6 separate regions of the Homo sapiens genome follow, and all the other regions are linked to region 6. A link is a contact called in ENCODE Hi-C or POLR2A ChIA-PET data. All regions are on one chromosome and are shown on one strand. Each heading gives the region's core, a stretch centred on a gene start or an enhancer-like site at or near the end of the contact. The rest is flanking DNA. Distances are from core to core; before and after follow the strand shown. Region 1 holds the start of CCDC110 (coiled-coil domain containing 110). Region 2 holds the start of UFSP2 (UFM1 specific peptidase 2). Region 3 holds the start of TRAPPC11 (trafficking protein particle complex subunit 11). Region 4 has its middle 62 kb from the start of STOX2. Region 5 holds the start of SNX25 (sorting nexin 25). Region 6 holds the start of LINC02427 (long intergenic non-protein coding RNA 2427).

What was found. Hi-C counts contacts between places; a loop is a spot of excess contacts on that map. ChIA-PET counts read pairs that join two places held with the same protein, here RNA polymerase II (POLR2A). Pooled maps may share reads with other maps.
Region 1: a map of CD8-positive, alpha-beta T cell shows a loop between it and region 6 (24-fold over the local background). The contact joins the promoter of CCDC110 here to the promoter of LINC02427 in region 6. A Hi-C loop is called at or near these places in 2 of 168 maps with a recorded cell type or tissue (CD8-positive, alpha-beta T cell and naive thymus-derived CD4-positive, alpha-beta T cell) and 8 of 50 pooled maps.
Region 2: a loop to region 6 is called in a map of CD8-positive, alpha-beta T cell, with 7 times the contacts of the local background. The contact joins the promoter of UFSP2 here to the promoter of LINC02427 in region 6. A Hi-C loop is called at or near these places in 4 of 168 maps with a recorded cell type or tissue (CD4-positive, alpha-beta T cell, CD8-positive, alpha-beta T cell and naive thymus-derived CD4-positive, alpha-beta T cell) and 8 of 50 pooled maps. POLR2A ChIA-PET finds 5 or more read pairs at or near these places in 1 of 52 experiments (B cell).
Region 3: a loop to region 6 is called in a map of CD8-positive, alpha-beta T cell, with 17 times the contacts of the local background. The contact joins the promoter of TRAPPC11 here to the promoter of LINC02427 in region 6. A Hi-C loop is called at or near these places in 2 of 168 maps with a recorded cell type or tissue (CD4-positive, alpha-beta T cell and CD8-positive, alpha-beta T cell), 1 of 37 single-sample maps with no recorded cell type and 10 of 50 pooled maps.
Region 4: a loop to region 6 is called in a map of PC-9, with 15 times the contacts of the local background. The contact joins the enhancer-like site here to the promoter of LINC02427 in region 6. A Hi-C loop is called at or near these places in 5 of 168 maps with a recorded cell type or tissue (MCF 10A, PC-9, dorsolateral prefrontal cortex and 2 more), 4 of 37 single-sample maps with no recorded cell type and 21 of 50 pooled maps.
Region 5: a map of CD8-positive, alpha-beta T cell shows a loop between it and region 6 (9-fold over the local background). The contact joins the promoter of SNX25 here to the promoter of LINC02427 in region 6. A Hi-C loop is called at or near these places in 7 of 168 maps with a recorded cell type or tissue (CD4-positive, alpha-beta T cell, CD4-positive, alpha-beta memory T cell, CD8-positive, alpha-beta T cell and 3 more), 4 of 37 single-sample maps with no recorded cell type and 16 of 50 pooled maps.

The regions. Positions count from the first base shown.
Region 1 is chr4:185,469,240-185,474,218 of GRCh38, forward strand. It overlaps CCDC110 (coiled-coil domain containing 110), which reads right to left and starts at 2,494. Exons shown (of 7, transcript NM_152775.4): 1 at 2,435-2,494; 2 at 1,706-1,810. The coding sequence starts at 2,444. LOC105377590 (a long non-coding RNA gene) reads left to right here and starts at 2,192. Exons shown (of 2, transcript NR_133944.1): 1 at 2,192-2,521; 2 at 2,876-3,024. RefSeq lists a silencer at 2,079-2,708.
Region 2 is chr4:185,422,772-185,427,480 of GRCh38, forward strand. It overlaps UFSP2 (UFM1 specific peptidase 2), which reads right to left and starts at 3,193. Exons shown (of 12, transcript NM_018359.5): 1 at 3,095-3,193. The coding sequence starts at 3,097. CFAP96 (cilia and flagella associated protein 96) reads left to right here and starts at 3,483. Exons shown (of 8, transcript NM_001114357.3): 1 at 3,483-3,625. RefSeq lists enhancers at 2,957-3,066, 3,137-3,496.
Region 3 is chr4:183,657,180-183,661,612 of GRCh38, forward strand. It overlaps TRAPPC11 (trafficking protein particle complex subunit 11), which reads left to right and starts at 2,114. Exons shown (of 30, transcript NM_021942.6): 1 at 2,114-2,268. It overlaps RWDD4 (RWD domain containing 4), which reads right to left and starts at 2,006. Exons shown (of 8, transcript NM_152682.4): 1 at 1,750-2,006. The coding sequence starts at 1,773. RefSeq lists enhancers at 1,213-2,001, 1,916-2,045, 2,002-2,789 and silencers at 1,521-1,741, 1,556-1,765, 2,136-2,425.
Region 4 is chr4:183,840,944-183,845,616 of GRCh38, forward strand. It overlaps a transcript of STOX2 not described here. Among named protein-coding and RNA genes, the nearest start is that of STOX2, 62 kb to the right of the region's middle. Within about 2 kb of position 2,613, at least 3 of the 41 ENCODE cell types and tissues checked have a DNase peak (open chromatin) inside an H3K27ac peak, as active enhancers do.
Region 5 is chr4:185,207,462-185,211,965 of GRCh38, forward strand. It overlaps SNX25 (sorting nexin 25), which reads left to right and starts at 2,137. Exons shown (of 19, transcript NM_001378034.2): 1 at 2,137-2,794. The coding sequence starts at 2,366. It also overlaps a transcript of CFAP97 not described here. RefSeq lists silencers at 1,836-2,415, 2,526-2,685, 2,756-2,945.
Region 6 is chr4:184,535,758-184,540,328 of GRCh38, forward strand. LINC02427 (long intergenic non-protein coding RNA 2427) reads right to left here and starts at 1,826. Exons shown (of 3, transcript NR_147158.1): 1 at 1,745-1,826. RefSeq lists enhancers at 1,557-1,766, 1,837-2,166.

The DNA.
Region 1 (4,979 bases), core at 1,244-3,743, 930 kb after region 6:
GCCAGCCATACCTCCTAGTTTTGCCTATAGTTGCAGGCAGGAAATTCCTGGGTGGCCCCTGACTCAAGATAACTGGTGTTTATTAAGAACCTGTCCTGTGTCAACCCCAGACCTGTAAACACTGTGTTCTGGCAAGAAAGACTGTAACTCTTAAACATGTACATGTGCTATTTTGCATGTAACTATTTTCTATAAATGTTGGCATCTTTCTCCAGAACCCTAAGCCTCATTCATGTCAAAAAACATGTGATCTTGCCAAATTAAGGTACTTCTATTTCTTCTGACCTTACATGCTCTCTTTGAGGTAAATACGGAGCTACCTCAATGTCTCAACTCTCTGTGAGGACTCTTTCTCCTTCGTTCAGGGGGCCCCTTTGCCCCTCCTGGTTGCCCAGGGAAACCTGCATATCTCAAGGGTGGAGGCAGGAGGGCGGAGAGGGGACTGGCCAGTGCCTGTCCTGCTGGCCTCCACTGGGGTGTTGCTCATCCTGGTAGTGCCTGGGCACCCGGGTGTCTTCTGTCTACTGAGGTGTGGCTGCTCTAGTCTCTTCTTTCCGGGCCCTGACAAGGCTTTTTGTGAAGATCTTGCATGGTGGAGGTGCAGAAATCCTGTCCCAACCTCAGTCCTCTTGTGGTTCAGCACTTTGGCATCAGGATTGCCCATATCCTACAGAGGGGCAACTGGGGGTCCGGGCATGGCACATCAGTCTAGACCCTTCTCCTGCCCCGTGCTCTGCTCCTTCCCCGGCATGTCCCCTCACAGCAGGCTCCTCTGAGAGGCGTGTAGTCAGTCGCCTGGGACTCCACCTTCAATGTCCTCAGATTCCCCTAGCTGGGTACCCCCATCTTATTCATAATTTATGTGGTGCTTGAAAGCTTTAGCTATGTGGCTATTTCAAACATCCTCCCCATATAATATCCTGTAGTCCGTAAATATTTACTATAAAAAGTAGTTTTCTTTAGAAAAGGTATACACCCCTCCCTGGATATCCACAGGGGATTGGTTCCAGAGCCTCTGCGGATAGCAAAATCTGCAGATGCCCAAGTCCCTAATACAAAATGGGGTAGTATTTGCATAGCTTCTATGTGTATCCTGCTGTATACTTTAAATCATCTCTCGATTACTTGTAATACCTTATACAATGTAAATGCTATGTAAATGGCTGTTATACTGTTCAAAATTTGCATTTAAAAATTGTGGTACTGTTATTTTTAAAAATTTTCCCCCCTGAATATTTTCCATCTGTGGTTGGTTGAATCCAAGGATGCGGAACTCCCAGATACCGAGGGCTGACTGCATATCGTTTTAGTGTGTGTCCAAAAAACTCAACAATTCTTACTTAGCATTCAGAGAAGCAACGGAGCGTAGCGTGGTGGTGAAGACAGGCAGTCCGGAGCCGCCCTGCTGAATGCCCGCTCCATTCCTCGCTGCCTGTGTGACCTTAGGGAGTTAACCTCTCTGTGCCCGTTTCCTTATCTGCAAAATGGGGATCGTGGTAGCACCCACCTCGTAAAAGTGTTGTGAGAATTAAACAGTTGATCCATTACGTGCTTAGAACAGCACTGGCACAAAGCGCGAGTGCCGTGGTGGCTGCTGTCCGTGTCATCACGGCCGTGGGAAGCACGCCAGGTGAGCAGGTGGCACAGGCCAGATGCTGCCGCCTGTGTATAGTTAAAGGAGCCTTTTACGGTCTGGCGATTTTACCTGTGTCACTGCAGCCACTTTCCTTCACCCCCTCCGAAGAATTTAGGATCTTGGACGCTGAAAGGAGAACGGAGTCAACTTCATCCTCTTCCCGGTGCTGCTTTTCTGTAACAGAACCGTCCGGGGCTGTTCTGTCGCGGGTCGTGGCGTGGCGGGGCTGAAGGTGGGGGCGGGGCAGAGGGATGGGGCGGGGCAGGGCTAACGGCTGGGGCGGGGCGGAGGGAATTAGGAGGGGGCGGGGCTGAAGGCTGGGGCGGGGGGGCGGGGAGGGCGGGGAGGGCGGGGCGGAGGGAATTAGGAGGGGGCGGGTTTGAAGGCTGGGGCGGGGCGCAGGGATGGGATGGGGCGGAGAGACTGGGCGGGACCTGTGGGGGCAGAGGAATGGGGCGGGGTCAAGGCTGAAGGCTGGGGCGGGGCGGAGGGATGGGGCGGAGGGACGGCATCAGGCCGGGCCTGGGGCGGGGCGCGGCGCTTTCCGCAAGCGGCCACCCGAGGGCGCGCTGGGCGGGCGGCGGCGGCAGACCACGTAGCCAGCCTGTAAGCCACAGCGGACGCAGGGGGCCGCAGCGGGTGCTCAGCCCTAGGGCCGAGCGGGAGATGTGCGGCGAGTGCAGAAGGGCGGACCCGGGATGTCCCGGGTTTTCGAGCGGGGAGCCGCCTGCTGAATGCCCTTCTGCTGCCCTCCGTTCCCGCGGCTCCCCTAGGAGCCCCGCCCCGTCCAACTCTTACCCGGGCTCATCGCCGCGGCTCATCTCTCTCGCAACCGCCGCCGCACGCACCCGCTCCGCCGCCCCGCGCAGGGCATCCTGTCGCCAGGTAACCGGGTGGCCGGGGCGCCGGCCCCACCCCCACCCTCGGCGGCGCGCGCTCGGCTGGGGTCCCTGGTGGGGTCCCGGTGGGTCCCTCCTCACTCCGGACGCTTCCCCGAGAGCTTCCCTGGGAACCTGGCCTGGGACAGCCCACCTGGGCGCCTCCCCGCACACGCGCGCGGCTGTCCGGGACGGGCTTGCTCACACTCGGACTCGCTGCGGTACCCGCCGGACCAAAGCGGTGCGGAGAAAGGGACCGCCCGGGGACGGACACACGCCTGAGAGCTTTCCCTTTGCCTTTCCACATCTCCACTTCATCGCTGTTGTTTTTTTTTTTTAATTCTTAGTCCTCTCATTTCAGCGCATCCCTCAGAGGAGTTTCAGCATTTGGGGATTTGAACGGCCCATGACCAATATTGTGAAAGGACTTTTGTTTGCTGCAATGAAAAGAAGACTCCTATTTTTCAATAATGAATTAACCTAAACATGTATTAAAATATGCTCATGAAAGCTGTGGGAAGCGACGGTGGGCTTCCTTTGTCTAAGCATGTTAATTTTTACGCACCTGGTGTATCACGTGCAGGATTGATGTTGCGTTCACGGGAAACCTGACCTCCTTTAACCAAGGACTGGGTGCGTGCCCCCAGCTAATCCTCCTGCCCATCAGAAAATGGTGCTCTTTAAAGTTTTAAACGAGTATATATTATTTATTTTGTAGTAAACCATCACACATAGAAAATTAAAATTCAAAATCACAATCACCAGGATATCATAATTTGCTATATAATAACATATAATATATAATAAGTAATACATGATGGCTTGCTTTCATTGAAATGAAACTTCTTATGATAGTTTCAGTGCTTACTTCCTCTAATTTGTTTCTTATAGAAATGGGCTCTAGTGCACGCGCCTGTAATCTCAGCTACTCAGGAGGCTGAGGCAGGAGAATCGCTTGAACCCAGGAGGCGGAGGTTGCAGTGAGCCGAGATGGCGCCACTGTGCTCCAGCCTGGGCAACAGAGCCAGACTCCGTCTCAAAAAAACAAAAAAAAACAAACAAAAAAAAAAAAAAGAAAAGAAATGGGCTCTAGGTCCGGCATGATGGCTCACACCTGTAATCCCAGCACTTTGGGAGGCCGAGGCGGGTGGATCACCTGAGGTCAGGAGTCCGAGACCAGCCTGACCAACATGGTGAAACCTTGTCTCTACTAAAAATACCAAAATTAGCCAGGTATGGTGGAGTACATTCGTAATCCCAGCTACTCGGGAGGCTGAGGCAGGAGAATCACTTGAACCCAGGAGGCAGAGGCTGCAGTGAGTCGACATAGTGCAACTGCACTCCAGCCTGGGCCACAGAGCGACACTCTGTCTCAAAAAAAAAAAAAAAAAAAAGAAAGAAAGAAAGAAAAAAATGGGCTCTAGAAGATTTGACTTTCTTGTGGCATTGTAGACAATTTTAATAAATTATAATTTTGAGAATTTATGGTCTGCATTGCTGATTGATATTGATGATTCAGGAGATAGAAATTATTTAGGCAGATAGGGCAAAAGAGTCTTCAGCAGAACTTCTAACAAAAAACAGCTCAAGAAATCATTTTTTTTTCTAACAAAGAGCAGCCTGAAAGCCTGCAAACCTTGCAAAGATAGATCAGGAAGCTGGAAGCGTGCACACCAGGGCGCAGGGGGTTGGGGGGCAGCGTGCGGGTGGATGCCAGCAGCTGCGCTGATAGAAAAGGGCTACCTGGGGGCCAGGCATGTCCACCATGGAATCTCCATCTCCCCTTTTTTGTTAGCACGTGTACAGTAAGAAAGAGATGGGCGATATGGAAAAGCTCAGTCAGAGAACCCACCTGCGTAGTAAAAGATTGGGGTGGGGGCTGCCAGAGATTCATGCCCTATGCAGATGGCACACCTGGTCCTAACTGGTTTTTCACGCCCTATGTAGATCAGACTGCCTCCCCATTAGCTCATCTATAAAATTCTATAAAAAATATTTCACAGCGAATTGGCAACCCGGGGACCCCTTTCTGTAGCGGAGAGCTTATTCCCTTTCTTGTCGCCTATTACATTTCGGCTCTTAACCTCACTCTTTGTGTGTCTGCATCCTTGATCTCCCTGTGAGACAGCAAACCTTGGTGTCAGCCCACACAATGAGGCTGCTTCATTGATAAAGTTAATTTTTTTCCTGAGAGCTACACAAGTTTTCAGCAATATGTTTGTGAAATTACTACTGTAAATAAATTGCATTCCTTCAAAGGGTGAATGACAAAAAGCCACTACATTTTAGCAAGTCTGTTTTTATACTACTGAAGTTTCCACAATTAATTACTATATTGTATTTTATGTAATGCTAATTATTAATATCTAATCATTTGATAATTTATGTAATAATGTGTAATAACTCTAATTTGTCTATGTAATATTTGTGGACTATGATGACAAATTAATATCGGTTATTACATA
Region 2 (4,709 bases), core at 1,943-4,442, 890 kb after region 6:
CTGAAATCACCTGGGGAGCTTGAAATACTGAGGCCTGGGCTGTACCCCCAGAGATTCTGATTAACTGGTCTAAGGCCTAGGCACAGGGATTTTGGTTTTTTGTTTGGAGACAGGGTCTCACTCTGTCACACAGCTGGAGTGCAGTGGCACAATCTCAGCTCACTGCAACCTCCGCCTCCTGGGTGTAAGAGATTCTCCTGCCTCAGCCTCCCATGTAGCTGAGATTACAGGCATACACCACCACGCCTGGCTAATTTTTGTATTTTTAGTAAGGACGGGATCTCAGAATATTGGCCAGGCTGGTCTTGAACTCCTGGCCTCAAGTGATCCGCCTGTCTCGGCCTCCCAAAGTGCTGGGATTGCAGGCGTGAGCCACCGCGCCCAGCTGGCACAGGGATATTTAAAAGTATCCTATGCCCCCATGCCAGTGATTCTAATGTGAATGGTTGAGAACTACTGCTTTAAGACAATCTTTCCAAATTATAATCTTGACAGGTTTAACAATGACAATAAAACATCAACAGTAAAGAACTAGTTTAAGAATGTGACAAGGCACTGAACCTAATATAATACCAGGGAGTCAAGACAATGAGAGGAAACTCATACTGAGGGTGGGATATCAACTGGTGGAATCCTTCAGAGAATATGGCAGTAAGAATCAAAGGTTTATATTCATAGGCTTGATCTAGTGATATGCATTTAGAATCTCAGACTTAGTCTAAGAAAAATCTGAAAAACACACAAAGATTCGGGTACATGGATATTAACCTAACTGCCAACAATAGATTGGTTAAAAAAAATAGGAATATCATATAGCCATAAAAAAATCATGTTTTTGCTGAAAATTAAAAGGCACAGGACAATGCTTACAACTTATAAAGGGAAAAGAGCACTTGCAAAATGGAACTAATCAGTTCTTTACTTGGATCCATATACTGTTTCAGGTAGTTGATGATATATCACAAATGACATGTATCATTGTTTGTGTACACATATATACACACACAGATACACATATTCATACATATATACATACATATATACACACACACACACACGAGAGAAAGAGACAGGAAGGGAGAAAGAGAGCGGGAGATTTCTTTTGGGAAGAGGTTTCAAAAATTTCATGAGACTCTCAAAACATATCTCTCAAACAGGCTGAAGAACCATAGTACACACTAAGACCCCTATTTTGAAATAAATGAATAAGTACTAACATTTACTGAGCTCTTCAAATGTAAAACACAGGCAGGGTGCAGTGGCTCACGCCTGTAATCCCAACACTTTGGGAGGCAGAGGCAGGAGGATCACTTTGAGCCCAGGAGTTAGAGACCAGACTGGGCAACATAGGAAGACCCCCATCTCTACCAAAAAAAAAAAAAAAAATTAGCTGAGTGTGGTGGTCTGCACCTGTAGTCCAGCTACTCGGGAGGTTAAGGTGGGAGGACTGCTTGGGCCGGGGAGGTCAATGCTACAGTGAGCCATGATCACACCACTGCACTCCAGCCTAAGCAACAGAGCAAGATCTTGTCTCCAAAAAACAAAATAAAATAAAACAAAAACATGTAAAAGGCACTATGCTAAACATACATACTTACTCCAATCCTCAGAACAGTATTAAATAGGTACCAATACAGTTTTTCTCATTTTACAAATCCTTTGTCACATTTCTATAAGGGTCACTGTTTTTATTTATTCTAAAATTGTAATCTTTTGAAAGATCATATACCCTTTGTCCCAATTCTACTTCTGAGAATTTATTCTAAGGAAACAATCAAGAAAGTTCAGGACAAATTTAGCTTCATGTTGTCCATTTATTCTACCGTTGTTCATCACAGAAAAATAAATGGAAACCACTTAAATAGCTATTAATAAGAAATCAGTTAAATAAAGAATACTACCAAACAAACTAGTATGTACCCATTTAAATAAAAAATATTTAAAGATACTGAAGATAAAAGTTAGACAGGAAAGAACAAATTTTAACTCTGCTACTTACTGTACAATTTTACACAATTTAACTTATCACTTAAGTCTGTTTCTCTTCTGTAAAACTGGAAAAATACACAACTTCCCAGGGTTGTTATGAAGATTCCACAAGACATCATTCATAAAAGCACTAGTCTTCCTAGACTTCCGAATTAGCTGAGATACTCTCTGAAGAAATAATACTGAGGCTGAGATCTGAAGGGTGAGTGAAGGTGCAATAGCCCATTCCAGGCAGGGCCATCGATGAGTGAAGATCTGCTTAAAAGACCACTTAGGTGACTACCCCAGATGGATAGATCTCAAGGCCAAGGATGGTAAGAGTGGCGACAGTGACAACAGACAGACATTTAGAAGTAGCATCTATAGGACTTGATTATTGACTGCATGTCGGGGAGTTGAGAAGAGGGAGATGTCAAGGATGATTTCCAGGTTTTGGGCAGGCACAACAGGATGTATGGTGGTGCCATCTACAGAGTTGGGGGTTCCTGGAGGAAGAGCAGGTGTGGGCTGTGGGGAAGTGGAAATGCTCAGTTTGGAACTTGCTGAGCTTGAAATACATATGAGCTATCCAAGTGGAGGCACGGTTAGCAGATTTGTGGGTCTGGAGCTCAGAAGAAAGGTCTAACTTAGAGATAAAATTTTAGGAGAACGCATAGGGTGTAAAGCGTCCCTGAAGAGCACCACCATTTAGGATAGGGATTGGAGAACCTTGCTGAGCAATGAGACAGGAGAGAAACCAGGGGAGGGAAATACCACGGGAACTAGGGGAATATAATATCCGAAGAAAGTTGCGCCTGTCCCAGGTTAAGCCCTTCTTGCAAGGCTTCAAAAACGCCGAAGTCTCTCAAAATACTTTCACACAGAGAAGTAGCAGGGGGTGCGTGTCCAAGGTGGCCGAGGCGGGGTGCACACTTGTGTAGGGCACTTTCCCCCCGGCCCAGCGCGGAGACAGGCGAACTGGAGAGCCGCCCTGCCCACGCAGCTCGCAGCTGCCATCTTGGACCCCGGCAGGACCAGCTCCTTTCAGGCGCTGTGAAGCCCGCTCGTGGCGGCTGCCAAAGTCCGGGGAAAAACACAGGGGTCGGTGACGAGCAGAGATACTCACCATGTCCGCGACGTGGCGGTGACACGGGCGCTGACGCCTGCCCAAAAGTTCCGGGGGCCGGCCCTGAAGTGGTGTCACCGCACGGCCCAGGGGCGGGGCCCGGGCGGACCAACTACAACTCCCGACATGCTCGGCGGCATGACGTCACGGAGCGTACCACACCGCAGTCCCTCGCGGACGGCGAGGCGGGGCGGGTAGCCGAAGACTTATGTTTGGTAAATTCTATTAGTTAAGTCTTTTCTGTCCTACAGAAGCTCACACATCCTTCTGTGTGTTCTTCGATGCGGATTCGAATCTCCTCGTATCCTCCCACAGCGTGCTTGGAATGGATTCTCCCGTACCCGGGGCAACACATCACACAATAAACGCCAGCTGTGGTGGAACGTGCAGAGGCGCTGCGCAGCCCAGGCGTGTCGCGCGCTTGGGAACCCTCGCCGCTCCCGCAGCGCAGTTAACGTGGACAAGCTGGGGCAACCTGGACGAGCTGGGGCAACCTGATCTCGGCTGTCGGAGTGGGTGTCCTCAAGAAAGGTGACTTGGTCCTCGCGGACGCCAGGTGTTGCCCCTTAGATACCTGCCACCTCCCAGCCTCCGTTTCCTCTCTGGGAAACAGACTCCTCATCACCTCCTCCAGTTTTCTGCCCCTTCTTCACCTCTCCTGACGCTCCATCCGTACCTTTTGCAAGGGAACGTGCCATAATTCGGCTATGCTCTATTTTCTTGTCTAATAGATTGTAAGCTCCTTGCGGGCAGCATCTATGCCTTCTTAAATCTGTTTCTAGTTTCTACCAGCAAGCTTGCCCCGAAGGGGATTGCAGAATATCTGTTAAATAAGTGAATGAATAATTTTGTAAATGTTGCTCAATAAGAGTTAAGTAGTGGCGGGCCGGGCGCGGTGGCTGACGCCTGTAATCCCAGCACTTTGGGAGGCCAAGGCAGACGCATCACCTGCGCTCACGAGTTCGAGGCCAGCCTGGGCAAAATGGTGAAACCCCTGTCTCTACTAAAAATACCAAAAAAAAAAAAAAAAAAAAAAAAAAAAAAAAAAAATAGCCGGGCATGGTGGCGGGTGCTTGTAGTCCCAGCTACTCGGGAGGCTGAGACAGGAGAATCGCTTGAACCCGGGAGGCGGAGGCTGCAGAGAGCCAAGACAGCTCCACTGCACTCCTAGCCTGGGCAACAGAGAGAGACTCCGTCTCAAAAAAAAAAAAAAATTAATAAGAAAAAAGTTAAGTGATGGGAAAGTTCTAGGCAAGAATTTCTTCCCTCCCTCCTCCCTGGCTCGCTTGTGTGCCGGGAGCTGCGCAGATGCGGGGATACCGTGAGAGGGAGGAACCTGTCTCAGCTCCTGCCCTTGTGCCGTGGAGCTTTGAAATATAAGGTAAATGAAAGTACTAAATCTTGACTGAAGTTTGGTTTTAAAGCATCTCTGATTAATGGAAGAGGTAGGATGTGGGGAAGGGCGTTGTATTTAGTTATGTTTCAGTTTAAAATGAATCTTCACTTGCCCCTTTGGTGTTACGTATTAGCAATGATTCATGCTCAGGTGAGCCAGTTTCAGGCAGGCTTGCAGAGAGGCACTCAAACAGCTTGCTTTAAATTTAAGGTAAAAGGC
Region 3 (4,433 bases), core at 864-3,363, 880 kb before region 6:
GGCATAAAACACCGACTATATAGATTTCAGCCAGGCTCCACAGGTTTCTCTTGCTACCTTTACAGAAAAAACAAAAAAAAACAAAATACAGAAATTCAAGCCGGATTCAAGAATAACTAAGATTAGATTGGAACAAAAACCTTACTCAAGATATAGTACTACTCCTTCTGTCCCTAATCCTTTCCCATATTTTAATTTATGACTTGGACAGGTACAAAAATAGGAGGCAAGTTTATTAAATTTGTGGATGACAATTTGTTGGGACAGTGAATAATGCTGATGGCTGAATAAGAATCCAAAAAGTCTTTGAAAAGCAAGCTAATGATGAAATTTAGCAGGGTAAGTAGAACTTGTATCAATACTCAGATACCTAAATGTAGAAGTTGAAGATGAAAGACAAATTGCTTTGTATAAAGCACTTAAAAGATTTCAGTTGACAGTAAATTTAACTAGACAAAACAGCAAGATGCCACAATTTTGAAACAGGACATTTAAAAAATTAAAATCTGTCCACAAACACGTGATTCCAGGATAGTGAAGAGATTAACAAAGAATGGATATATGAAGACAAGCTAAAAGGAACCACTTCCTCAGAGAAGGTCTGAGAAACTGGGCAGGAAACTATCTTCAAAGATCAGAACATCGGTCATCTGAAAGAAGAATGAAATTTTCTTGTTAAACTGGAGATTCCTGGGCCCACCACAGAAATTCTGATTCAGTAGGTCTGGGGTGGAGTGCACGCATCTGTTTTCTAGCAACCATCTAAATGGTTCTAAGGTAGGGGACTATGGTCCAACTCTGAGAAACATTACACTGTATGTTCTTTGCTTTGCAGGGAGAAGAAGCTATTAACGCATTCACTTAGAAATTCACCCGGCAAGAATATTTTAGAAGAGATTCAGATATCAACTAGCTAGCTTGTTGGACTTTGGGTCCTTTAAAGGTTAACTTCCAATCCAGAGATTCTATTACATTTATCATGTAAAAGTAGTAAGTTTCAAGCATTATACTTTAAATTAACAGTGAACTTATCTACCACCCAATAAGACCTGGTTTCTAGTCCCGATTCTACCACGTACTTACTGTGCAGCCCTGCGGCTATCATCGACCCACCTATCAAAGTTAGAAGGTTCCCCTACAGATGGCCCGTAGCACCCACCCCCCAACTCTAATATTATATGATTCAATGTCAAAATGGCATCTCACAAGGAAATATTTGAGCATAAACCATAAATTCAGGTGGTACATGAATGCTCAAAACAGACAGATGGGTAAAAGATTTCCCCAAACAATATGGACAGAAACTCAGATGCACCACCAGTGTCATTTTCTTCCATGAGAAATGTAACTAACTCAATTAGCCCTCTACTAGCCAAGAGATTTAAAGATGACCAGACTAAAATTTAAAGGTGATCAGCCTAACTCAGTAAACAGGCACTGAACACATGGGATTCAAGGAGAGCCAAGAGCACTGGATCGTGCACCAAGGACGCTCATCCCTGTTATTAAGTAACCAGGGGAGACTCCCGGATTTGCAAAAATGAAAAATGAGGGGGGAAGAGTGGCAGAGGCGGACTCCTGGCCATTCACGCGCGCTTGGGTGGGACGCCGGTGAACTCGGGGCACCCCGGCCGGCTCCGAGGGCACAGGGCACGTGCCGGGCAGGCTGTCCGGGCACCAGGTCTCACGGGGGCCCGGGGCTGCGCGCCGCGCCCGCGCTGGGAGAGGGCCCTGAGCCGGGGGGCTCACCTCCTGGTCCTCGTTGGCACTCATCGCGCCGGTCGCGGGGCGCCTCCTGAGCGGACGGCGTTCGCAACAACGAAGAGAAAGCGAAGGCAGCGGCCCAGAGGCCGGGCGTCCCCCTTTCGCGCCTCGGCTGTGGGGGCGGCACAGTCTTGGCACTGGCAGACGCCAACTGCGCGCGCCCCGAGCCTCGGCAGCGCCCAGCCGCCGGCAGTGGGCTGTGGGCTACGAGCCGGAGCCGCGGCTGGTGGGGCCTGGGAAGTGCAGCGTCTCCCTGACGCTTGGAGGAGCGGCGTAAAGTTCCGGGACAGCGATTGGTGTAGAGCGCGGTCACTCAGGCCCAGAAAGTGCTTCCTGTGCCGGGGGAGGTGGGTACAGGGAAGTCTCGCCTGTTGGAACTGGCTGTGGGGCTGCGGCGGTGGGGACGGGCCACGGCGTTCTGTGACATCCCCCCGCCTCCCCTCGTCTTCTCCCGGCTGGCGGCGACCGGCCTCAGCTGCAGCGGGCCCGGGGCGTGGGGCCTGGGTGAGTCCGGGCCCGGAGACCCGCGGGGCCAGGCGGGACCGCCGAGGAAGAGAGCTAGCTCTTAACAATGCTGGTTTGGGGGCCTGCGTTTTGCAATCCCATCGACGGGTGCAATCCTGGCACTTCTCTTTTAGACCCGAGGAAAGACGCACCCGTTTCTAGGGCCTCCCAGGTTTAAGACGGGGGAATAAGAGGAGGAAGATATCTGCCTTTAGGGACTGCAAGGTTATTTCTCTACCTTTCCTCACTGGAGCTACCAGAACAGATACTGGGACCATGGGGACGGTGTTTCTCCTACGTTGGATTGTTGCTTCTCATCTTTAACATCGAAACATCATTTCGTCCCCACACTGTCGTTCCTCTTTTGTTCGTTTTGTAGTTGAACATCTCTGAATCCCATTCTTAGCAGCCTTGTGTCCTAACACCCTGAACTTCCAGTTAGTTAAAAGAAAAAAAAAGTAACCACATTAGGTTTTGGGGTTTTTTTAGTTGCCAATTTGATTGGGTCACCTTTCTTATCTTTCACGCTAGTTTCCAGTTTACTTCCCTTGCATTACTTGATCTCCCATCCATTATTCACCTTCTATAGCTGCGCCTCCTTTCGTGTATAGTTTCGTTGGTTGCTCCATTGGATATCTGAAAATTTCTCCTTCCAGCCTGTCATTGAAATCCATTCGATCTGCGCCTGTGCGTTATCGGGGTTCTCATTCAAATTCCTTTGCTGCAGAATAAGCACGACCATTTCAGGTGACATAGGAGAATGTGGCAAGACTTTCTGATACAATTTTCGTGCAGCAATTTTGGGACACATTTCCCATAATTTAGATCTCTGCTGTCCAGTTCTGTAGCCAGTAGCTACATCAGGCATTTGAAATAGGCTAGTCTGAATTGAGATGTGCTGTGAGTGTGAAATACACACCAGATTTTGAAGACTCAGTACAAAAAAAGGTAAAATATGTCATTAATAACTTTTATATTATTGTCAGTATGATAATATTTTGGACATACTGTACTGCGTTAAATTGAATATTAAAATGAATTCCATCCACGTTTTACTTTTTAATATGACTGCTAGAAATTTTTAATTTATTTATGTGACTTGTATTTCTATTGGATGACAGTCATTTTTAGTTCCTCTTATTTCAACTCCATATTTAAAGACCACAGCTATGTCTTTTGGGCCTCTGGAGTTATTACAGGAAATGGCCTCTAGTCTAGACTCGTTCATATTAAGCAAAGGGGCCCGTATTGTATTTTGGTCACTTGTTTTTTGTTGTTGTTGTTGAGACGGAGTCTTGCTCTGTTGCCCAGGCTGGAGTGCAGTGGTGCGATCTCGGCTCACTGAAATCTCCGCCTCCCGGGTTCAAGCCATTCTCCTGCCTCAGCCTCCCGAGTAGCTGGGACTATAGGCACGCATCACCATGCCCGGCTAATTTTTGTATTTTTAGTAGAGACGGGGTTTCACCCTATTGGCCAGGCTGGTTTTGAACCGTTGACCTCGTGAATCGCCCGCCTTGGCCTCCCAAAGTGCTGGGATTACAGGCGTGAGCCGCTGTACCCAGCCTGGTCACCCCTTTTTAATTTTCATTCCTACATTACCCAGAACTAGACTGTTTCTTTCTCTGAACATGCAATCCTTTGCCCTCATAACTTAATCCTGTCCTAAAAATATTTAAACAATTCTAAAACAATCTGTTGTAGACATTTCTGGCAAGCTTTGCAAATCATTTATTGAATACCTGTTGTTCTTTCAGTATGTAAACATGAGAAGACTAATAGTCTTTCCTAAATTAACCTTTCAGTTGAAAATATTCCATGTTTTGGGGATTAGGTATTAGCCTAAGTGTGCCTCACTTTTCACAAAGATTGTGTTAGACTTCTCCATAATATACTGGTATACTGGTGTAGATTACCTTTTTTTTTTTTTTTTTTTTTTTTTGAGACGGAGTCTCCTCGCTCTGTCGCCCAGGCTGGAGTGCAGTGGCGCGATCTCCGCTCACTGCAAGCTCCGCCTCCCGGGTTCACGCCATTCTCCTGCCTCAGCCTCCCGAGTAGCTGGGACTACAGGCGCCCACCACCATACTCGGCTAATTTTTTGTGTTTTTAGTAGAGACGGGGTTTCACCATGTTAGCCAGGATGGTCTCGATCTCCTGACCTTGTGATC
Region 4 (4,673 bases), core at 1,363-3,862, 690 kb before region 6:
TGCAATCTCCGCCTCCTGGGCTCAAGCAATCCTCCCACCTCAGCCTCCTGAGTAGCTGGGATTACAGGTGCACACCACTACATCCGGCTAATTTTTGTATTTTTAGTAGAGATAGGGTTTCACCATGTTGCCCAGGCTGGTCTCAAATTCTTGGGCTCAAGTGATCTGCCCGCCCCGACCTCCCGTGCTGGGATTACAGGCGTGTGTCACCACGCCCGGTTCAGTTTTCATCGTAGTATTTATTTATTTATTTATTTATTTATTTATTTATTTATTTATAGACAGGTTCTAGCTGTGTGGCTCAGGCTTGAGTATGGGGTGTGATCATAGCTTACTGGAGACTTAGCTTCCTGGGTAGCTAGTACTATAGGTGCATGCCACCACACCAGGCTAGTACTGTAGGTGCATGCCACCATACCAGGCTAATTATTATTACTATTTTTTATTTTTAGAGAGACAGGAACTTGCACTGTTACCCAGGCTGGTCTTATATTCCTGACCTCAAAAGATGCTCCCTCCTCGGCCTCCCAAAGTTCTGGGATTACAGGCTTGAGCCACTGTGCCACGCCGTAGTATTATGAAATCATCAGAACCCTTGGTAGCGTGCGATTTCTTCCTCCATCTCTTGTGCTCAGCCTGCTTCTTATTTTAAAATGAGGTTCATTTGTAAGTTGCCTTGCTCACTATTTTTGAACATTTAAAACAACTTTTTAGAATAGGTAAGAAGTTGAGAAAATAGAGACAGAAAAAAATACACAGCTTATTAAGGCATTCCAAAATACATGCCAGATGATTATACAGAGCAACTCTTATTTTAGGAATTTCTTATTGGATGAATGATGAAATCAAATACTAAGTTGGCTTTGCATAATCAAGATATTGGAAAATAGTGGGTAAGGTAAATGCTTATGGTGGGAATTTAATTTTCCCATAGAGTCATACAATTTGAAAGAGTCATTTATATGGGAAAAAAAAACTTGACTGTGGAATTATTAATACCAGCCTTACTTTCAGCAAGGGCTGTGTCCTTGCCAGTGTGTGGCTTAAGTAATGAATTTCCTCATATAATCCCTGTAAGAAAAGTTAGATGGATAATGAAGCCACTTGATCCTTTCATGCTCATTGCCACATATATTCATTAAAATATCACACAGGTAATTCCTCATTTCCCTAGTAGCTCTTACCACCTTTCCAGATTTGAGTGTTGAAGAGACCAGTCTTCTTACTGGCTGCCCCAGGCATTCAGCAAAACTCAGTCTTTGTAGGAATGTCTTAGATCTGCTTTTTTAGATGGAACCTAGTCTATATCAGTTTACTAGTTCCATACGACGTGGCTAAACTCATTTTTCAGATGCTTTGAATGGAGTATAGAAGACTATTGCTTTACTAAAAAAGCAAACATGAAAACTTCAAGCCTCACAGTCAGCTCCTATCAATTTCCCTTTAATTACCTCCTCAAGTACCTGTTAATGGCTCATTAGTTATAAAAATAAATTATAGGTACTCTGCCACCCTGTTTGTAGTTTCTTTAGTTTTTGATTTCGCTAACCCCAGGAAAATGGATGTGTGGCAATAATACAGGAATGTGAATCAAATTGCTCTGTAATTTTATATATTTAATAAAGTATACAGCAGGGCCGTGTGCACATGGGGTTAAGCTGTGGTGGAGGAAAGTGCTCTGTGAGAAAACTGAAGTCCTCATACACCATGTTGGCTGCCTATGTTTCATTTCACGACATAGTGCTCAGCAAATAGGGCTGATTGGTTTTCAGTCCGGTTTTGTGTGGTTTTAGGTTCATAATGGTTCCTTTTCATATATGGCCTTTGAAACTTGCTTGACACTGCAGTCATCTCTCATAGATAAAATAGGTCACAGTGAGTTTTAAATTCTTTTTTTTTTTTTTTGAAATAAAAATGTTATTCAGGCCGGGTGTGGTGGCTCACGCCTGTGATCCCAGCACTTTGGGAGGCCAAGGCGGGTGGATCACAAGGTCAGGAGTTCAAGACCAGCCTAGCCAAGATGGCGAAACCCCATCTCTACTAAAAAATACAAAAATCAGCCAAGCATGGTGGCAGGTGCCTGTAATCCCAGCTACTCGGGAGACTGAGGCAGAGAATTGCTTGAACCCAGGAGGCAGAGGTTGCAGCGAGCCAAGATCGCGCCACCGTACTCCACCCTGAGAGACAGAGCGAGACTCCATCTCAAAAAAAAAAAAAAAAGAAAAAGAAAAAGAAAAAGAAAAATGTTTTTAAAATAAAATTGCAGGTGGTATCCCAATCTGCAAGGATAAAAGCAGAATGACTCTTTTTGGGAGGAGGGAGAAGAATCTCAGAACCTTGGCCACACAGTTCACACAGAGACGTCACCCTGACCCGTAGGACTCCGCAGAACTCAGTGTGAAAAACACCAAAATAGAAGATGAAATCATTTTTATGCTTAAGTACTAAATATTTCCACTCAATTTTTAGACTTGTTCAGCCACAAATGTAGACAGAAACATTGTGTACCTTCCTGGGCACTGAACTTTAGATCAGGAGTTGGCAAACTTTTTCCACAGAGGGCTAGATAGTGTATGCTTTCGACTGTGGGGCCATATGGTCTCTGTCACCACTACTCAGCTCTGCTGCCGTGGCACAAAAGCAGCCAGGGACATTATGGAAATCGCATGAGCGTGGCTGTGTTCCAGTAAAGCTCTGTGCATGCCAAAATTTGGATTCCATATAATTTTCACATATGATGAAATATTGTTTTGATTTTTTCTGATTTTAGCAAAAAGATACTCTCGGCTCTTTTTCTTCTTTGAGTTTTAGTTATTATAAAGGTAATACCATGAAAGAACATTTCAAAAGGATGAGAAACTCATCTTTAATTCCATAATCCATGTTCTTTTCTTCATACGTCACTGTATCTTATAATAATTGTAATTATAGTTGACCCACAGTTCTGTACTTTTGCTTTTACTTACTTAATTTTTTATACGTAAATCATAGTTTATGTAGTGTAGGTGTAAAATTCTGAAAATAAATTATGTTTACTTTTCTTTAATGTTACTTATTTAATTGCATCTACTCCCAGTGTTCTTCTACCCAATCCGAATTTCTAATCTTTTTAAAAGCAATCTAATAATTGTTTCTTAAAAAAACAAAATTATTATTCAATTTGGTGAATTTGTATTTGTTGGTATTCTGGAATATAAATCTCTGAAAAAGGGACACCCCATTGCAAGTAGATATGAGGATGGCAGTCATTTTCTTCCTCCAACCCTTAACACTGTCTTGGAGAGTTCCCATGTTCCGGTTGAATATTTTGGTACTGAAAAATGTCTTCAGGAAAGCAACAATTGTTTTCCTAGAAAAAAAACCTGAGAACTCATTTCTCTCTTTAGGTTGCCTGACATTTGTAGCTGAGTGAAACCATGGTGAGCATTGATTTATTTTACTATAAAATTATCAGTTTTACTCACTCAAACAATCCTTTTATATTAAAAATATTTTAAAAATAAAAGCAGGGTATTGTTTTGCTTTACTAAATGGAGTCACCTCTTTTTCTCTTACTTTTGACAATTTGGTTGTCAAATTGTGTGAATTGTGAAAAAATAGCCCTGAGTACAGAGAATTTTTACCTCAGGGATATCAAAAAAGTCATGTTAGTAATAAAATAAGCCATTGATTGTGTTAAAACTCAAGGTGGGTCATTTAATTGCAGTTATTAAAAAGTTCTTTCATTATTTACCTCTGGGAGAGACTGTAGGTAGGACTGTAAGATTATTAATGAAAATGCGTGTAGATTGGTTTAAATGATTCAGCTTCATCTCACCAAGGAGTTAGCATGTTCATTCATTTTACAAAAGTGTATTGAGCACCTCGCCTACTATGTCTTGAGTAATTTGTTAGACATACAAAGTTGACTAAAACATGGACTCTGACCCCAAGGCTAAAATGTTATTTCACATGTGCACAGTGCTTTACAGATTACAAATGACATCATTACATCCTCATAAGAATCTCATGAAGCAGATGTTGGTTCCATTTCATTCATGATGAAACTAAAACATAGAAAACATAATAGTCTCCCCAAGGCTGCCTGTAGCACAGTTCCTTAGATTCCCAATCAGGTGACCTTTCCAAACTGTAGAGATGGCTCTATAATAGTTTAAAAAGGAGAGATAAGAAATGTCCACCATAGGTAAATACAAAATAGACAGTAATACGTACAATCACAGAAGTTCAGCTAAAGTGGTACAGGAGTCCAGAAGACGGAGAGATGGCTTCTGGGTAGGGGATGGATAAAGGGCATAAGGACTAGGGATAGGGATGGATGGACTGTGCACTTTCAGGGCAGGGGAAGATCATTCCATCCAGAGCCGGAAAAGCTTCAGAAAAGCTTAAGCCAGGTGGGATATGGCATGGGAAGAATGGAAATAGGAACAGTCAGTGGTTCAATTTACCTTGAAGATAGAATATATCACATGGAATTATTAGAGATGAGGACAAAAAGATGGAAAAGAAACACATCTTCCAGGTCTTTGATGCCAGGCCATAAAGCTTGAATTTTTTTTTGCTGGAAGTGGAGAGCCATCTGAGGCTTCTAAGCAGAAGTGTGCTAATCTGGCAGCAGTTTTGAACAAGGGAGTTGCAAACTCACATACCTGTAAAGGCCATGAAGATAATAG
Region 5 (4,504 bases), core at 887-3,386, 670 kb after region 6:
GCCACCTCGGCTTCCCAAAGTGCTGGGATTACAAGCTTGAGCCACCACGCCTGGCCAACTATCCACTTTTAAGCATGGAATGCAGATCAGGATCAAGAATTTAACCTTTTTTTTTCTCTTCTGTAATATGAGATGAGTAAATCAGAGAATTCTTAGGAAGCATCATGGCATAGCGATTCAATGCACAAGCTCTGAAGCTGGACCACATGGAGTAACAACTAAATCCTAGTTCTGTTATTGATTAGCTTTGCAATGTTGAGCATGTCATCTTACCTCCTGTGCTTCAGTTCCCCGCTGTGTAGATGGAGATAATGGTATCCATCGGGGTTGCTGGGAAGATTAAATGAAGTATGTTTGGTCCTTAGAATAGTATCTGGCACACAGTAAGTGCTGTTAGTTACTATTATGGTGAGCTAGGGCTAAAATTGAAAAATTAATTTAAATTTATCATAAAGAATTCAGAATACAGTCCTCGGCATGTAAATGATCAAAAAACATAGATTTGGTTGTTGTTGATAACAAGCCACTGTGCTTTATTTGAATAATTTGGGTTGGTAGGGTACACTTTGAGGGGCTCCAATTGGGTGAAAATTAACAACTATTTTAGAGGCAAAAGGGCTTCTTCAAAATTAATCATACTGCTTTATTTATTTTATTTTATTTTTGAGACGAAGTCTCACTCTGTTGCCCAAGCTGGAGTGCAATGGCGCGATGTCGGCTCACTGCGACCTCCACCTCCGGGGTTCAAGTTTCACTATGTTGGCCAGGCTAGTCTTGAACTCCTAACTTCATGATCTGCCCGCCTCAGCCTCCGAAAGTGTAGGGATTACAGGCGTGAGCCACCGTGCCCGCCCCTATTTTCTTAAAAAAGGAGGAGAAAGGAAACTGGTAACTTATTTTGATCATCCCCTTGGCATGGCAAAGTCACATCTAGCATGAGGCACTCTTCATTTCTGACTTAGAAGGTTTAAGAAAGAATGAAATGAGGCCGGGCGCGGTGGCTTACACCTATAATCCCAGCACTTTGGGAGGCTGAGGCAGGCGGATCACGAGGTCAGGAGATTGAGACCATCCTGGCTAATATGGTGAAACCCCGTCTCTACTAAAAATACAAAAATTTGCTAGGTGTGGTGGTGCGTGCCTGTAATCCCAGCTACTCGGGAGGCTGAGCCAGGAGAATGGCTTGAACCCAGGAAGCAGAGATTGCAGTGAGCCGAGATCGCCCCACTGCACTCCAGCCTGGGCAACAGAGACTCCGTCTCAAAAAAAAAGAAAAAAAGAAAGAAAGAAAGAATGAAATGCCCATGAATACCAATTGATACTAAAAGCAAAAGCTACATCTGCTTCTTTATTAGTCTTAGCAGTAATTGCCAGTGTTTAAGTAGCATATTGGCATCTACTTAGCAAGCGTTATCTGTATATTACTGGCTGGGACTATGACAGAAGAAAAGGCAAATATATACTCTAAAAATTATTTGGACCACGTTCCTTTGCGTGGCTGATAGCATTTGAACTGAATAGTTGGTAAAAAACAAAAAACAAAACAAAACAAAACAAAAACCAGAAGTGGAGCCAAAGTGATTATGGGCAGCTGCGTGCACCCTGTTGCACCAGGCCGACTTCTTTGGACCTTTCCATAGCTAGGAATTGCAGGCTTCACTTACTCCACCGCACGTGTCTGATTCCTTCCCTAAGGCGGCAGGGTGGGAAAGGGAAGGTCGTTAGAAACTGTGACAGGGAGTCTCGGGAACGGTTGCCTATTTAAATAGCGAGTGAAAACCAGGCAGAAATGTTTGCCGGCTGTAAGCAAAGCGAAGAGGTTACTCGTCAGTGATGAGCGGAGAGGGAGAATTACGGGATCACCTGAGCTCAGGAATTACCAGCGCCGCTGACACCTGCAGCAAAATTTTCCATGAACAGACGGCATCCTGTAGAGGAGGAGGGGAGCGTGGGAAAGAGAGGTGTGCACCGCGCTGGGTCGCGCCCTCTCCCCGTGGGGCCCCGGCCCGGACCCCGCCCCCGCGCTGTGGGTGGGCGCCTCCCGGCTGTCACTCAGCGGCCGCGGTGGCTCCGGGCCCCGCCCGACACGCACTTCAGGGCGGCCCCGCCCCGCCCGCGTCAGGCTGGCCAGGCTTCAGTCACAACACGGTGGGGCTCCCTGGCTGCGCCCGGCCCGGCAGCTACGGGCCCAGCGCCTGGTGGCGGCGCTGAGGGGTCGCCGAGAGGGGCCCGGCGGCGTCTGCGGGGGCCGCTCCCTCGGTGGGCCGCGGGCGAGGCATGAGCGCGGGCTCCCCCTGCCTCCGGAGCGCCGGCGGGGGACCGGGGGGCAGGAGATGTGCCTGTCCTTAGCGGCCCAGGAAGCAGCATGCACCCCGATGCGACCGACAGTGGCGGCGCCGGCCCCAGCCCCGCGCGGGCCGCAGGCGCCGGCGGCCGTCCTGTCTCGGGCTTCAGGGGCGAGCGGCGGCCGGAGTCCCCGGGGGACGCGGAGGCAGCAGCAGCGGCGGCGCCGGGGGCCCCGGGCGGCCGGAGCTGGTGGAAGCCCGTGGCGGTGGCCGCACTCGCCGCCGTGGCCCTCTCCTTCCTGGGGCCCGGCAGCGGGGAGGCGGCGGGGGCCGCGGGGCTGAGCTCCGTCCTGTTCAGGCTCAGCCTGTACCTGAGCTGCGCGGCGGCCGCCTTCCTGCTGGGGATCCTGTTTGCCCTCGTCTGCCGGAGCCCGCGCGCCCAGCCGCCCGACTTCGCCGCCGCCTGGAGCCGGCTGGCCGCGACCTCAGCCGCCCGCCGCCCGCCGGGGGTAAGTACCCGACTCCTGGCCGCCCAGCTCCGCCGGCCCTCCCCGCTTCCGGTGCCAGCTCCCGCGCCCCGAGCTCCGGGGGGCCGCGGCATGCCCTTGTCGAAGCGGGAAGCCGGGAGCCAGGGGGCTGGGCTGCGGGCCCGGCCGTGGACGCGAGCGTTCCCCGGCGCCCGCGCGCGGCGGGCTCCGGGCTCCGGGCTCCGCGCTCCGCGGTGCTGGAGGAGATGCGCGTTATTTACTGGGCTCTGTAGTCACTCGACAACCATCCTCAGTCACAACCCTAAGGGTGTCCCCAGACCTTCGGTGTCGCTTGCCGTGGGAGGGGAAGAAGGGAATCACAGCGTTCGCTACGTGCAGGCTCTGCGCACGGTCCTGGCGATCCGCTTGGTTCTTCTGGCCGTTCTCGGTGGGAGGCAACTTTATGACCGTTTGCCGATGAGGAAACTTGCTTCGGTCCCTGGCCCAGCGCCTCACCCCCAAGCCCGCGTACCCTTCCCACCACCCTATCCTGCCTTCCACCATGCGGATACGTATTATAGTTGTGCAGTCCCCGCTGGCTTCTGTGATTTGGAAGGGGGATGCCAGAAATCACTGGTTTGCAACAAAAGGAAAGCCATCCTCAGCGCGCTGTGGGACACTAGGGCGGGGGTTAGGGAATGTAGGAAAGAACAGTGTTTTAAATGAGCGCTTCTCTTCTTCAGTGCCAAACCCACTGCCCCATCTTTCTTCCACATTCCTTCTCATAATCCTTTAAAGGGAACTTTATTCTATCCCAGCTTAACACTCACTGCTTGACTGAGTGATACCATCATTCTAATGAAATTGCCCAAGCGCTTTGGGGTAAGATAAATGGCAGTGGCTCAACTTCATAAGAATATTTGTTAATGATCATTTGTCCCCAGGGTTTGTATTTGCTTATCACATGACCTGCTCACTCCTTTATTTTAAAAGAAAGCACCACACTTCACCAAACTACTCTGAGTGTGTTAGTTCAGAATGCAGCGCTGAGATAATGGCGGAAGGCATTAGTAGGTAACAGACATTTCGCTCAGTAGGCTGATAAACAAGGCAGTATATTAAGGAGCAGGCAACTCCTGTTTTTAGAAGTGGTCTCAAAAATTAGTAAAGTTGGTTTCTCTTACAAAATCTCCACTTAGCCATCCGTTTTTCATATCTCATTTAGCAGGAGTTGCGGAGCAGATATGTCTCTCCTCTTTTTTTCTACCATGGCAAGTAAGGACCCTGAGATTTTACTAGTTTGTTTGTTGATCAATAAAATATGTCTTAGTTCTTGAGTACTGTAAGATGTTATAATTCATTCGGTAAATATTTATTGAGCATCTTGTGTGAGCCAGGTACTGTTTTGGAAGCTGAGTTTGAATCAACAGGACACATAAATATCCTGCTCTCTGGAGATCTTATGGGGGAGCAGGCAATAAATAAATACTGTGGGATAGTGATAAATGCTTTTGAAACAGTGATTAAGAGGTAAGAGATGAAGAGGGACTAGTAGGTGAGGGAAGGAAGTTTAGAGGGTTAGGTCAAGATCAAAGTCCTGGTATTGCAGACCATCTCCCAGGGCATTGAAAGCCTCCTGTTGTGGGTTAGCACTCTGTTTCCTGGAAAATGCATTCCCGCAAATCTCCCAGCTCACTGGCACCTCTGGGTAGGTAAAACGTGGATTATCATCTAGAAAGATTGTTTAGTAGA
Region 6 (4,571 bases), core at 576-3,075:
CACTCACTGTGGGCCAGGTCCTATGCTAAGCCCATTAAACGCATCAACTTGTCACCACTGGTACAACCCTACATGATAAGTATTACTATTTCCAGTTTACAGACGAAGAAACTGAGGTTCAAGGAGATTAGACAACCTGTCCAAAGTTACACAGCTAAGGGGTAAAGGGAACTTAACACCCAAGTCTGTGCTCCTTCTTCACTAAATCTTCGACTTCTTAGATGTCAAACTCTGAAAATTTTCTCTTTTTTCCTATAATCTGCCATGCTTCTACCCTTTTCCTACTTCTCTCCTACTGAGGCTGTTCAGGAATATCTCATGATGAACTCCAGCTCTAAATTCATTTGAAAAAATATTTACTGAGTGCTCACATTAATGCTTCATTCGGTGATTTGCAAAGGTTTCTTAGGAGCCCACTGTGTGCTAGATGCTGTGCTGGGTGCTGAGGATTCATCGGTTCACAACATTGACAAAAATGCCCCGCCCACGTGGAGCTAACATTCCAGAGAAGGCAAAAAGACAATAAAGATAGAGATAAGAAATACAGGGATGGCTCAAAGATAATAAATGCTAAAGGAAAGCAGGCTAGGGGAACGGGAAGAGAGAATATTAGGGAAGATGTACACGTGTGTAGGACTGCAATTTTAAATGTTAGGAAAACATAATATTTGAGCAAAGACTTTCTGGGGTATGAGGGTTAGTTTTATGTGTCAACTTGGCTAGGCTATTATTAATTATTATTATTTAATTAAATTATTTAATCAAACACTAATCTAGCTGTTACTGTGAAGGTATTTTGTAGATGCGGTCTGCTTTGAACGGCATTTCTAGCGGCCCTGGCCTTGTATTACACTGGACACTCTACTGATTACCAACTCACTCACTTTTGGGAGACTGTGGGGTTTAGGAACTATGTTGACATACTTTATTTTGAACTGCCTTCACAAAAACTGACAAGCAGGGAGGACCGGTAATATCACCCTTATTTTACAGACAAGAAACTAAGACTCAAAGAGGGAGACTAACCTGTAAGAGATAACAGAATAAATAGCAGAGCTGGGTGTCAGGCCACCATCCTATCCTTCTTGACAATATACTGGAAAGGAATTTGCAATCACTTCTAACTGCTCACCTTCCAGCCACCATTCACTCTTCAACCATTTCAATCTGACACACCCCCTAACTCAGATGTTTTGCTTTTTTAGGGGGGTGAGGTGGGGACTGTAGTTTTCCATGAATTACATACATTAAGGGTGTCTGTCAGTCAAGCGGCGCCTTAAGGAGATGTCTCATTCCCCCAGGCTACTGTCTTCAGAACAAACACATTAACCAAAACCAGTGAAAAGAACATGATAAGAATCCCGGGCCCAAGGATTACAAAGTACACAGCTCAGAACAATCTCTAAAGGAAGCACGCAGGGTAAAATACCCAACAGCCTCCTCTACGTTCCTCTAAATTTCCCACTGAAATCCCTTAAAGAGAAAACATTCACCACTACAATAATATCCAAGATTGTCAGCCTATCCCACAGTCTGGGAGGGATTCCTACAACTCCAAGGACGATGTGACCAAGGACAACAGCCAGCAGGAACCACCTGTGCTGGGCCCCCGCAGCGAGGGGCAAACACCTCTCTCCCGGTTCAGAGAAGCAAGATCTGTGCCCAACAAAAAACTAGACAGCCGTCTCTCTCTGTGGTGCCTGCTGCTTTTTTGTGAAAGAAAAACATAAGCTGTTCCCAATACCTTCCCAAGCAGCCGACAAACGAGGGCTCTTCCGCCTTAAACTTTCCCCATACCGGGCGGAGCCCCAAGCCACAGGAAACCTCCAGCAGGAAGTCGGGCTGCCAGGGCGGTGGCGGGCGCGGTGCATCCTGGGAGTTGTAGTCCGTTCTCGGAGGCGCAGGCGCAGTGGTGAAGGCGGGGAGCTGGGGGCAGCACCGCAGAGGATTGTACTTTTTCCTGAATGATACAGTCCTCCTTCCACATCCTTGGGGAATTGGTTCCAGGACCTGTGCTGATACCAAATCCGGAATGCTCAAGTCCCTGATATAAAATGGCGTAATATTTGCATATCGCCTACGCACATCCTCCGTGTACTTTAAATCTTCTCTGGATTATTTCTAATACCTAATGCAATGTAAATAATTGTTATACTGTGTTGTTTAGGGAATAATGGTAAGGAAAAGTCTGTACGTGTTCAGTACAGATGCAATTTATTAAAGGATATTTTCGATTCCTGGTTGATTGAATCCATCGGTGGGGAACACTGTGGATACCGAGGGCCAAATGTATGAGGGTGTCGAAAAAAAGTCAGGGGGTGCCGTTAGGAGACCTCGTTTCACAGAGGGAGGGTGATCTGATGAATGTCGGCCGCACAGGAAGACTTGGCTTGGAAACGGGTGTCGGCCTCCGTCCAGTCTCAGATCTGAAATGGACTGAGATAGCCCCCAAGTGGACAGAGTGGGGTGAAGAATAACCCACACGATCTACAAACGGGACTGTGGAACTGTGACAAAACGTCGTAGAATCAAGGAAGGCGAGCCGACGCAGACTCAGAGAAAGAACAAACCTCAGAGTCATCTACCTTATAAATAGAACTTTTTAAAAAATTTTTGGCTTCTTCAAAAACTATCCCCCCAAAAAAAACAACAACAAAAAGCACCAACGCATATTATATATTAGGACTTGTAGGCAAATGAACGTATGGCACAGTCTGGACTCATATACATCAAAATGTTAAAATTAGTCTTCTTTGGATGAGAGTGTTGCATTTTATAAAACTTATGTGTATTTTCCTCATTGTTTACAAAGATGAAATAATTTTTTGGTTTGAAATAAGTATAAAGAAAAACACATAGAGCAATTTTTAAACACCTTGGTATCTACGACAAAGTTTTATCATATTTACTTCAGATCCTTCCTCTCTTCCTTCCTTCCTTCCTCCCTGTTTCTTTCTAGAAAAGAAAAGAAAACCAAAAAAATTATGGCCGTGCACGATTGCTCATACCTGTAATCCCAGCACTTTGGGAGGCCGAGCCGGGCGGATCACAAGGTCAAGAGTTCAAGACCATCCTGGCCAACATGGTGAAACCCCGTCTCTACTAAAAATACAAAAATTACCTGGGCGTGGTGGCACGCACCTGTAGTCCCAGCTACTCGGGAGAATAAGGCAGAAGAATCGCTTAAGCCTGAGAGGCAGAGGTTGCAGTGAGCTGAAACTGTGCCACTGCACACCAGCCTGGGTGACAGAGTGAGACTCTGTCTAAAAAAAAAAAAAAAAAAAAGAAAATTGAATTTGACTAATGACTAATGAAATGGGTTGTGTGGAAGACCTGGGTGACCAAATAAAATGCATAACTGTGCAAGTCAAATGCCTGCCACCCAATCTTCATTCTTGTGGAATTTTGAAGTTGGCCAGATAGCCAGTCTCAAAAAATCTCCATCCCCAAAAAACACACATGCAAAAAACAAAAACTTTACAAGTAGTGTCCCTTATGTAGCCCTTTGTCCTCTGCAGGGAAATGCATACATACATACATAGATTCTGCAGAGTATTTATGTATATGTCTCTGTGTTTTTGTTTTTTGAGACAGGGTCTCACTCTGTCTCTCAGAACTGGAGTGCAATAGCACTCATGGCTCATTGCAGCCTCAACCTCCCCGGGTTAAGGTGATCCTCCCATCTCAGTCTCCCTAATAGCTGGGACTACAGGCACACACCACCATGCCTGGCTAATTTTTTGTAGTTTTGTAGAGATGGGGTTTCACCATGTTGCCCAGGCTGGTCTCCAACTTCTGGGCTCAAGCAATCTGCCTGCCTCAGCTTCCCAAATTGATGGGATTACAGGCATGAGTCACCATGACCAGCTCAACAAATTTTTTAAATCAAAATCATATCAAGTATCTTATCAGACTACAATGGAGTCAAACTAGAAATCAATAAAAAGAGAAACTTCAGAAACTGTACAGATACAGGGAGCTCGAACAGCCTGCTTCAGAACAACCATTAAGAAAAAAATTCAAAAATTTCTTGAAAGAAATGAAAATATAAACAACATACAAAAACCTGTGGGATACAGCAAAAGCAATGCTAAGAGGGAAGTTTATAGCAATAAATGCCTGCATCAAAAAAATAGAAAAGTATGTCAAATATACAACTTAATGATGCACCTCAAGGAACTAGAACAGCAAGAATAAATCACACCCAAAATTAGAAGAAGGAAAGAAATAATACATATCAGAGCAGAACTAGGAGGTTGAAGATTATACGGTATATATAAAGTCTTGATAAATTTTGACAAGAAGGCCTTTTTTCTTTACATCAAATAGCAGGATCTCACAAGAGAGAAAGCCTGCTACTTAAATAGAACATAGTTAAATTAGTTATTGGGACTGTGCTTTCACCTAATTAATCAGCTCCTTTTAGGGGAGGGGAGGAGTGGATTCTAGTGAGACAACCACCTGGGAATTTAAATCTACAATCAAGGAATATATAGTTGGAGCCAAAAGATGAGGTTCTTAATCAGAGAACTTAGATAAAACCCAGGAAATTCAGAGAAGGGAAAGCTGGA